3 separate regions of the Homo sapiens genome follow, and regions 2 and 3 are each linked to region 1. A link is a contact called in ENCODE Hi-C or POLR2A ChIA-PET data. All regions are on one chromosome and are shown on one strand. The core of a region is the stretch at or near the end of the contact, and the rest is flanking DNA. Distances in the headings are between cores, read along the strand shown. Region 1 has its middle 46 kb from the start of QPCT. Region 2 overlaps PIRAT1 (PU.1 (SPI1) induced regulator of S100A8 and S100A9 alarmin transcription 1). Region 3 holds the start of CDC42EP3 (CDC42 effector protein 3).

Region 1 (3,063 bases), core at 279-2,778:
ACCAGCCTCGCCAACATGGCAAAACCCTGTCTCTACGAAGCATACAAAAATTAGCCGGGCTTGGTGGCACACCCCTGTAATCCCAACTACTAGGGAGGCTGAGACAGGAGAATTGCTTGAATCCAGGGAGCGGAGGTTGCAGTGAGCCGTGATTGCACCACTGCACTCCAGCCTGAGCAACAGAGCGAGATTATGTCTCAATAAAAAGAATGACTCCTATGTTTTGGGCTACAGGAAGGTTGGAGCTACTGCCATCCAACAATGTCTGAAGCAGATTTGTGGGGAGGAGACCAGGAGTTCAGTGGGAACTTGCTGAATCTGACCTTCAAGTAGAACTGTTCAGTAGGCCGTTGTACATACAAGTCTAGAAAACATTTGAGAGCTCCAGGAGTTGCCAACATATACATGGTATTTAAAGACTTGAAGCTGGATGAGGTCAACAATGGACTGAGATGGAGAAATGAAGAGGAACAAGAACTGAGTCTTAGAGCCTTTCAAACTTGACAAGTCTGAAGATGAAGAGGAATCAGCAAAAGACACTGGAAAATAGCCACCAGGGTGTTGGAGGAAAATCCCATACAATTCTAATTTCAGTGGGCACACAGGACAGAACATTCTATTCTCGAATCTTCTTTGGTTCCCTGAACCAATGTAAACAAATTCCATACTTCTGAGTGCTTTTTTCTTTATACCTGATGCCCAACCATTTCAAGCCCTCTCCCTGGGTTTCCTGTATAGCTCTGGTAACAGCCAGAGCCACAGCCGCGACATCATGAAAAGCTCAGATGGGCAGCCTCTTTCCTGCTTTGATACATCCCATGTCCAGAGGAAGAACTGTGGATCTAAACAGAACCCACAGATGGTGGCCTACCTAACACTATCAAAACACAGAAAGAATGAATGCTCAAACAAGCTCCCCGTCAGGGTGTTGTGCTGCTTTCAGGAGCCCAGCAGCATGTAGAAGATGATGTGCAGAACTCGAGGAAGAGGATAGATAGACTTGAGGACCCAGAGCATCCTACAACTTGAGACATGTAGCCCACTACCTCTATGAGGATCCTGCCCTATATCCTTGTGGACCATGTGCTGAAGTTGCCCTTAGGAGGAAGCAATGTCTAGGAATTAACTTCTGAGGTTCTGAGAACACAGAAATATCTTCAAAGCTTCATCTTTACAATTGGATTTACATACTGACTCATGTTTGAAATTCTGCCATTATCAGAGTTTAATCACTTGATTTTAAAATGTTTCTAATCAACTCTGCTGTTCCTTATTCTCAGCTCAAAATGGGAACATAGAGTTTGATAGAGAGGAACCGGGAGAAGAGAGAAGGCATGGGATGATGAGGAGGGAGAAAGTCCCCTCCACTTCTGCCTCACCTCCCAGGAAGGAAACTAGTCCATAACAGGGAGGCAGGAAATGTAACCTCCCACCTGGAGTTTCCCCTGTTGACAGATGGGGGAGGAAGTCATGGGGATGAGTCAGAAACTCTTTGAGGGAGGCTTTGCTTGAGAGCTGCCTATGCAAATTGTCTTGGGCTTCCTTTTCTGCCACAGAGGAAACAGACTAAACCTAAAGGCTTTGCTGGTACACAGAAGCCAAAAGGAGATCAAGTGTGACTATTCCGAGGTCAGGTTTCTCGCTCGATGCCTGAAGGAGGTTCAACACCCCCTCCTTCCTCTGCCTACTCCTTCTGGCCTTCTGCCCTCCACCCAATTCTCTGTCTCACCCACAAATCCTACCCAATGCAGAAAAGTACTCCATACTGTGGTTCTTCATTTCTCTTTATTTCATAACCATATTTCTCATCTCTCTTCCCTGGGACTTCCTCAAATGTCCTTCTTTTGAAGGAGAGAGATGAGGAGGAGGCAAGAGGCATACCTAGGGAATTCCCTGGAGTTCAACTGAAACTTGTTGCAGTTCTGTTTCTAAGTCACCATTTCCCTGAGGGCAGCACTTTCAGAACCTACTGGCAACTGAAGTCTAGATCCCCACTCTGAAGCTCAGAGCCTCCCTTTGGCGGGCCTTGGGAAAGGAGGACAGGCACAGACAGCTTACACCCAGCATCTGGCTCCTGGCTGTGAGCTTGGATCTCTCCCTGCATCTGTTCCCTCGGTGCCTAATTCCAGCCCTGTGGGTAGATTTGGTCTTCAATAGCTGTCTGGTGCTTCAAGCTTTGTTTGTCTAGCTAGAAGCTTCAATTCTTGGTTTTTTGTTTTTTTTTTTTACTTCAAATAACCAGGTACTCCATAATACTTGGAGTGTTCATCTGAAAACTCAAAATGAGTCACTTCGATTTGAAACAGAGATACAGGATTAGCATAATAGAGTGAAAAGGCATGAGACTGGGTGCAAATCCCAAAACCTGACTTCTGGCCCAATCTTCATTATTGTATAAACTTGAACAAGTTGCTAAAGCTCTCTGTATCTGAGTTTGCCCCATCTCCTCCAGGATGAAGCAGGGCAGGCCTTGAATGAGGACAGGGGCCCTGAGAGCTGGAGCTGGGAGGTGTAGATGCTCATGGCAGCCAGTAGAGCCAAGAGGCAGAGGGCAAACCAGGTTCTTAGAGAACACAAAAGGCCCAGACCAAGGATACCAAATCTCTCACCACAATCAAGAGTAAAAGCCAGGAGATACACTGTTACATTTTATATAGGGTAGTTGGAGAAGGCCTGTGATAAAGGGACATTTGAGGCAAGTCCTGAAGCCAGAGAAATAGAAGCTGGATCAGTTCTTGAATATTTGTTTAATCACCAAGTATGTATTAAACCTCTGACACACACAAATATCTCCAAGTTGCTGGGAATACAATGATGAAAAACATAGACATAGTCCTTGCCCTCATGAAACCTACAATTTGATCATGAAAACAGGCTGCCCCCCACCCATAGTAAAACAATATTGTAATGACAAGTTGTGATAAGAAAAAAGAAAGAAATGAGTAGAGTGCTGAGATAGAAATATACAGGGAAGGACCTATTCTGGATAAGAGGATGTGAGGAACAGCCTCTGTGAGAAGGCCAAGAAAGAGACAGCAATGTAAATCGGGACTAAAGGAGAAT
Region 2 (3,063 bases), core at 404-2,903, 460 kb before region 1:
GAGATCAGAAGACCGAGACTATCCTGGTTAACATGGTGAAACCCCATCTCTACTAAAAATAGAAAAAATTAGCCAGGCGTGGTGGCAGGCACCTGTAGTCCCAGCTACTCAGGAGGCTGAGGCAGGAGAATGGCGTGAACCCAGGAGGCGGAGCTTGCAGTGAGCCAAGATTGCGCCACTGCACTCCAGCCTGGGCAACAGAGGGAGACTCCTCTCAAAAAAAAAAAAAAAAAAAAGAGTAAAGCACCATTCCTCTCCTCCATGAGCTCATATTTGCCAGGCCTATTTTTCTACAAAGTTTATTTTGAGCATCTACAAAATCAGCAAGTGTGCCTCATCTTTCACTAGGCTCATGACTCTTGTGGGTTTTTGTGAACATGCAGTTTCTCAGTCGGCAGGTCTGGCGTGGGCCTGCGGCTTTGCATCAGAAATGTAATGCTGTGGGTCCTGGCTCACTTTGAGGAGCAAAGATCTGCTCTTCAGAGGCAGGTTTGGGTTTTTTGTTTGTCTGTTTGTTTGCGTTTTAGAGATGGAGGTCTCGCTCTGTCACCCAGGCTGAAGGGCAGTGGCATGATCTCAGATCACTGTAGCCTCGACCTCCTGGGCTCAAGCGATCCTCCTGCCTCAGCCTCCTGAGTGGCTGGGGTCACAGACATGTGCCACCACACCTGGCTAACTTTTTAAAAAAATTTTTGTAGAGACAAGTTCTCACTATGTTGGCCAGGCTGGCCTTGAACTCTTGGGCCTAAGTGATCCTCCCACCTTGGCCTCCCAAAGTGTTGGGATTACAGGCTGGAGCCACTGGACCCCGCCCAAAGGCAGTTTCTACTTGGGTCTCTCTAAGTCAGTCCCACCATGTCCTCTCCCATTGGACATACCTGGAGGATGCTTCTAAAGGGACCAATGCCATGAGAAATGACTTTGCTTACTAAATGGCCTTCTGGATTCAGTGCTTCTGAGAAACCATCTTGGACTAGATGGGGCCTCTTGGGAGCCCAGCCATGGGTGCATAGGGGGCTTTCTGAGCCCTTTCTCTAGATTCCACAAGGGTTCCACATGTCACTGCCTTCACTTCACTGTCACAGAAGTGGCTTTATGGTGCTTTGTCTGTGGAAAGTACTTAGCTCTGGAAAACCACACTTGTTCATGTGAAACCTGACTAATGACAGGAACTGGACATGAGCTGGCCATTGAATTTGCTCAGGATGGTAGGATTTTCACCAGGGAGCATCCCAATGGAATCCATTCGTTTTGCTGGGCCAAAGTCAACAGGAAAATGAGAAAATTTTCCCAAATTAGGGCACAGCCCTTTCCCAATGCTGTTGAGGTGACTGCCCACCACTATGTTTAAATGCAACTTCCTTTTTGTTTTTTCAGTTTGCAGTTACTACTGATACTGCTAAATTATAGTTTGTGTACATGCACGTTTTATTCCACATGTGTAGGTGTCAGACATTTCACTAACCCAACATTTGGTGTATCTGCTGGCACATTGAGACTAAGAACTGGGAGGATACACAGTACAGGGGAATGGTTGACGTTAATTCATAGGTTGCTTTGTTTCTGTCTCAGTAAGGAAACAGGCTGCTATAGTAACACATTTTTGGGGTTTTATCTCATGGGGAAAGCAGAAAATTGCCTGTGTGAATAGCTCCACCCAGTAATTATTCACAGAACTTCAGGTATTGAAACTCACCATTTCTGTGGTTTATATTAATGGCTTCTGTAAAGTTAAAAAAAAATTAAAATACATTTCACTTTCACTCTGCCAAAGCAAGCAAACAGCCACAGGAAGGACCAAACTAAGTAGATAATTTATTTCAGATTCTTTAAATAAGGGAAAAGAACATGCAAGTCAAGGCCCTGGAACCTTCAGGAACAAGATTTACCACATTTAAGTGGTACAAATTTAAAGGCACTGGAAATACAAGAGGGAGAAAACAGAGAGGGGCCTGACCTCGGGTAATGTAACAGGGGCAGCATGGAGATAAGAAACAACTTGACAAGTAAGTTAATTACTAAGCTCACGTCCTGATTAGGACTGCGGAGGAAATAACAGGAAATGTACTAAAGAATAAAACAGGACACCACCTTCTTTGGGTAGGGTGGCCAAGACAGACCTCCCTGAGAAAGTGACATTTAAGCTGTGACCGGTAGGAGGAAAAAGAACAAGAGGGCATGTTCTCTTTCTCTAGCAATGTAGTTAATGTCTACAAAAGGGTAGAATAGATAATTTACTACTTCTCTGGCTAAGCCAACTTCCCACCTACTTCTCGGTGCCAGGGAACTAACATTTAAGGGTTTTGTGCAGGAGCTTTCTTAACCTGCAGTGCTGTGAGATGGGTTGATCTTCAGAATAGGAAGGCAGTTCAGGAGGTTAAAGAATTTGGCCAGGGTTGTACAGAGAGTATAACAGGCAGGCTTGGTTGAGAAATGCGCCACATCAGGAAAAGACAAGCACCGACTGCTTTTATATTTCCAAATAATGAATATCAACAGTTTTGACCAGTGTCTACCTTAGACACACTAGCTGGAGGGGAAAATGTAAAACTGAGTTTTAACAGTATCTCAGGCGCAGTGGCTCACGCCTGTAATCCCAGCACTTTGGGAGGCCGAGGGGGGTGGGTCATTTTAGGTCAGGAGCTGAAGACAAGCCTGGCCAACATGGTGGAACCCCATCTCTAATAAAAATACAAAAATTAGCCAGACGTGGTGGCAGTTGCCTGTAATCCAGCTACTTGGAATGCTGAGGCAGGAGAATTGCTTGAACCCAGGAGGCGGCGATTGCAGTGAGCTAAGATTGCGCCACTGCACTCCAGCCTGGGCAACAGAGCAAGACTCTGTCTCAAAAATTAAATAAATAAATAAAAAATAAAATAAAATAAATAAAAAGGTATCTCAGTGCATCAAATACATTTAGCATGACTCAGTGATTTGTAGTCTTGTCTGATTGTTACAGTGTTGGTCTCATCTCTCTCCATCCTATCTATGTCTTAGGCCTAGCAACACTGATGTTGGTGCCTGGGGCAGGTGATAGAGGAAGGAGTTACCTGTGTGTTTGCC
Region 3 (3,063 bases), core at 253-2,752, 280 kb before region 1:
GAAGGGAAACAATGCTGGGTCTCTTATCTTCACGGACTGTTTTTGCTTGTCAAACTTCTAACATCACTTCAGCCGAGTTTCGTATTTGACTTCCAACCTCATGGCCATTTGACCTGCCAACTACTATTTTTCTTTGAGGCTTTTAACACCCCACCCAAGTATTTTGCTTTCCAGATTGTGTGCGTTTCCTTTTCACTTCACCTTAAAGTCAGCCTGGGTTTACAACATCGGCTTAAGGCGCACCCTCTAAGGTTTCAGACAGACCCAGGGCACCGCGGTGATGACCTGAAGCTGATATCTCTCGGCAAAGCCAAGGTATCCGGGAGGTTCTCCGCGTTGTGCCAGGATTTCCATCCAACCCGAGAGTCTCAGGGCAGAGGCCAGGCCCCCAGCGTCCGACTCCCAGGGGTCCCAGCCCCCTCCCCTGGCTGACCATGCGGGCTGGGACCTCCCAGCCGGAAAACACCGCCCTTTCCTGTCGCCTACTCCTTCCCCAGGCCGACGACTCGCGGAGGAGGAAGAGACGGAGGCCGATTAAGAAAATTAGCATTCATTAACCCGGTTCACGCTCCGGCCCCGGCGGAGGGGAGGGGCGCGCCGGGCGGCGGCGCTGGCGGTGGCCGGGTGACCGGCGGGCGCAGGTGCCACCGCGGCCTGAATTTTACTCTCTCGGGCCGGCAGCTGCGCCACTTGCGCCTCGTCGCGCGTCTGGGGCAGCCGCCACCGGCTTGCCCCAGCTTTAGGCAAATCCTTTTGAAAGACCCTGAGGGAGAAGAAACGCCTCCCTCTGGGTAGGAGAACCTGTAGCGTCTGCTGTTCGTCGCGTGTCCAGTTGCTCAGCCGGGAGCTCCGGCATCTTCAGGGCGCTTATTCCACTCTCCGGGTTTTGGCTGCAGCTCTGAGGGGAGCGAGCTAGAAACTGACAGAACGCGACCCTCCCCCTCCGCGCCCACCGGAGCCCGGGCTGAGAGGGACCTGGGGAGCTGCGGCCTGGCCGGGGCGGCGCACTCAGGTGGCCTCGCTTCCCTGCGGGTCACCGCCCGCCACTCGCACAGCTAGGTCGGCCTGTTGGGATCGGGAGAGGTGGGCGCACGAGTTTTAGTGCGGGAGTCCGGGGTGCGGGCGGAGTCCTATTGTCCCCGTGCACCCGGGCGGCAGCACCTCCGGGTCCCTCTTTAAACCGAGCGTCCGGCGACCTTTCTTTGTGCTTAGGGAGTCGAAAGCGGCATCTTCTCCGAGAGAAGTCGCCTACTGGGGGGTGGCGCTGGGGAGGTAACAATGGGCGCCCATTGTCCTCCGAGGGTCCAACGGTGACCCCCCCCCGCGCGCGCGCCCGGCCACCGGTTGGCCCCGGGCCAGGGCACAGGTACCGCGGCTGGGAGGGTCGGCCCCGCTGCCCGCGCCCTCCGCCCCGCCCCAGTGAGTCCCCGCGCCGCCGGCCCCGCCCCGCGCCGCCCCGCCCTCCGCAGGTTCAGTCCTCGCGTCCGGCCGCCCCGCGCTCAGTCGCGCGCACCTTCTCTCGCGGCCGGGGGACCGCAGCGCGGGGCTAGCCCGGAGACCCGGCCACCGGCCTGGGGCGCCTTCACGCCGTCTCGGAGCGGATAATGCGGTGAGCAGGCACCACGCCGGCAGACTCGGCTGGATCTGCGCACAGCGGCAGGGATTGCGTGCGCCCGCGGGAGGCCCGGGGCAGCGGCTGGGATCCTCAGCGGCGGCCGGTGAGTCGGGGCAGCCCAGGGCTCCTTCCTCTCTACCTGTCTGTGAGTCTGTCCCGCCCGCGGCCGTGGCCGCTTCCGGCGTGCGCTGGTGTTAGGCTGGGAAACCAGCAGGGAGTCGGGATACCCAGGGCATCGCTTTCCCATCTAGTGTCCAACGGAACGAAGGGGACATAAAGCAAGCCAGGAGGGGGTCCGGCGGCACGACCAGGACTCAGAGCTCCACCATTTGTGCCCACTACTTTTCAGGGTGGGGCTGCGCGGCCACATTGCACCCTCCGAGCTATTGGCAGAGCCATTCTGGGCGCGTATAGCATTTTTCCATCTGAGAACAAGCCGCGCTTGGCTACCGCGCCCCTCGCATCATGGATTGGTACCAGGGCCGCACATGGGTGCATCGCACAGCTCTGCCGTGGCATCGCCTGCCCGGTGCCCTCCTCTTTCTTAATGGAGGACATTGTTAGTGGGGCGCCAACCTGCAGATCTGGATATTGACTTTTTTGTTTTTTGACGGTGAACAGCTGAGACGTTTACAAGGTTTTTTGTTTTTTGTTTTCTTCCCTTTCTCCTTGAAACTAAGTGGCTTGACACAGACAAGTATCAGACATGTGAGGATGAATGGATCTGGCCATTTTTTCGTTATGAATTATTATACTCTATCCCTCTCTCGACTTTGGGAGGCATGTGTTTCATCTTATAAATAGAAAGTAGCATATTTTTGGGCAGGATCTCCTTTATACTGTGCAGTCTAGGAGAGGTCAGTTTAAAAATAAATATGCACTTGAATGTTACATTACTGAGAGCCAGGCTGTGGCTGGGACAAGCTGCGTGGACAGCAGCATCAAAGCCGGGAGCGCAGCTGTGTTGAAAGGAGTAAAAGCCCCAGAGTGCAGCCTAGGCTGACAGTCAAGTAATTACATTTTGTTTAAAAAAAAAAAAAAAAAAAGTGAGCGAATTAAAATGAGGAATGTCAGGAGGGTATTGCAACATGAATCTTTCCAGCCCTGGCGTATTTGGAGGAGTGGGCTGCTGCTGTGTGCTGAGGTTGTAGGGGGGCTCTAGGGAGGGAACTGATGAATGTGTTAGGGAGACAAAGATTCCATCCCCATCTCCCAGCTCTTAATTCTCACAATATCCAAGAGTTTCTTGGGAGTACTGCCTTTTAAAAGGAACAAAAATTAGGAGAGCAGCAGATGTCTGTATTTTAATAGCAAAGCCAGTTTTAGGGACTTCCTGTTAACATCACAGGGAGAAAAAAGACTCACCAGGAACCAGCGATGATGCCCCAAAGGTATCCCTAAGACAATTTAAAAGGCTCCTGTAATGTTCTAATTTACACAAGCTCTTT

The links. Hi-C counts contacts between places; a loop is a spot of excess contacts on that map. ChIA-PET counts read pairs that join two places held with the same protein, here RNA polymerase II (POLR2A). Pooled maps may share reads with other maps.
Region 2: a loop to region 1 is called in a pooled map, with 5 times the contacts of the local background. The contact joins two enhancer-like sites. A Hi-C loop is called at or near these places in 1 of 168 maps with a recorded cell type or tissue (HL-60/S4), 6 of 37 single-sample maps with no recorded cell type and 9 of 50 pooled maps. POLR2A ChIA-PET finds 5 or more read pairs at or near these places in 2 of 52 experiments (B cell and activated CD4-positive, alpha-beta memory T cell).
Region 3: a loop to region 1 is called in a map of OCI-LY7, with 3 times the contacts of the local background. The contact joins the promoter of CDC42EP3 here to the enhancer-like site in region 1. A Hi-C loop is called at or near these places in 6 of 168 maps with a recorded cell type or tissue (OCI-LY7, Ramos, naive thymus-derived CD4-positive, alpha-beta T cell and 2 more), 5 of 37 single-sample maps with no recorded cell type and 12 of 50 pooled maps. POLR2A ChIA-PET finds 5 or more read pairs at or near these places in 5 of 52 experiments (OCI-LY7, RWPE1, SK-N-SH and 2 more).

The regions. Positions count from the first base shown.
Region 1 is chr2:37,389,041-37,392,103 of GRCh38, reverse strand. No RefSeq gene overlaps it. Among named protein-coding and RNA genes, the nearest start is that of QPCT, 46 kb to the right of the region's middle. RefSeq lists an enhancer at 1,811-2,000. Within about 2 kb of position 1,528, at least 15 of the 41 ENCODE cell types and tissues checked have a DNase peak (open chromatin) inside an H3K27ac peak, as active enhancers do; they include B cell and OCI-LY7, where a contact is called at or near this core.
Region 2 is chr2:37,850,606-37,853,668 of GRCh38, reverse strand. All of the region lies in intron 2 of PIRAT1 (PU.1 (SPI1) induced regulator of S100A8 and S100A9 alarmin transcription 1), which reads left to right. Among named protein-coding and RNA genes, the nearest start is that of PIRAT1, 24 kb to the left of the region's middle. Within about 2 kb of position 1,653, at least 6 of the 41 ENCODE cell types and tissues checked have a DNase peak (open chromatin) inside an H3K27ac peak, as active enhancers do; they include B cell, where a contact is called at or near this core.
Region 3 is chr2:37,670,081-37,673,143 of GRCh38, reverse strand. CDC42EP3 (CDC42 effector protein 3) reads left to right here and starts at 1,502. Exons shown (of 2, transcript NM_006449.5): 1 at 1,502-1,718. RefSeq lists silencers at 524-693, 914-983, 994-1,053, 1,224-1,713.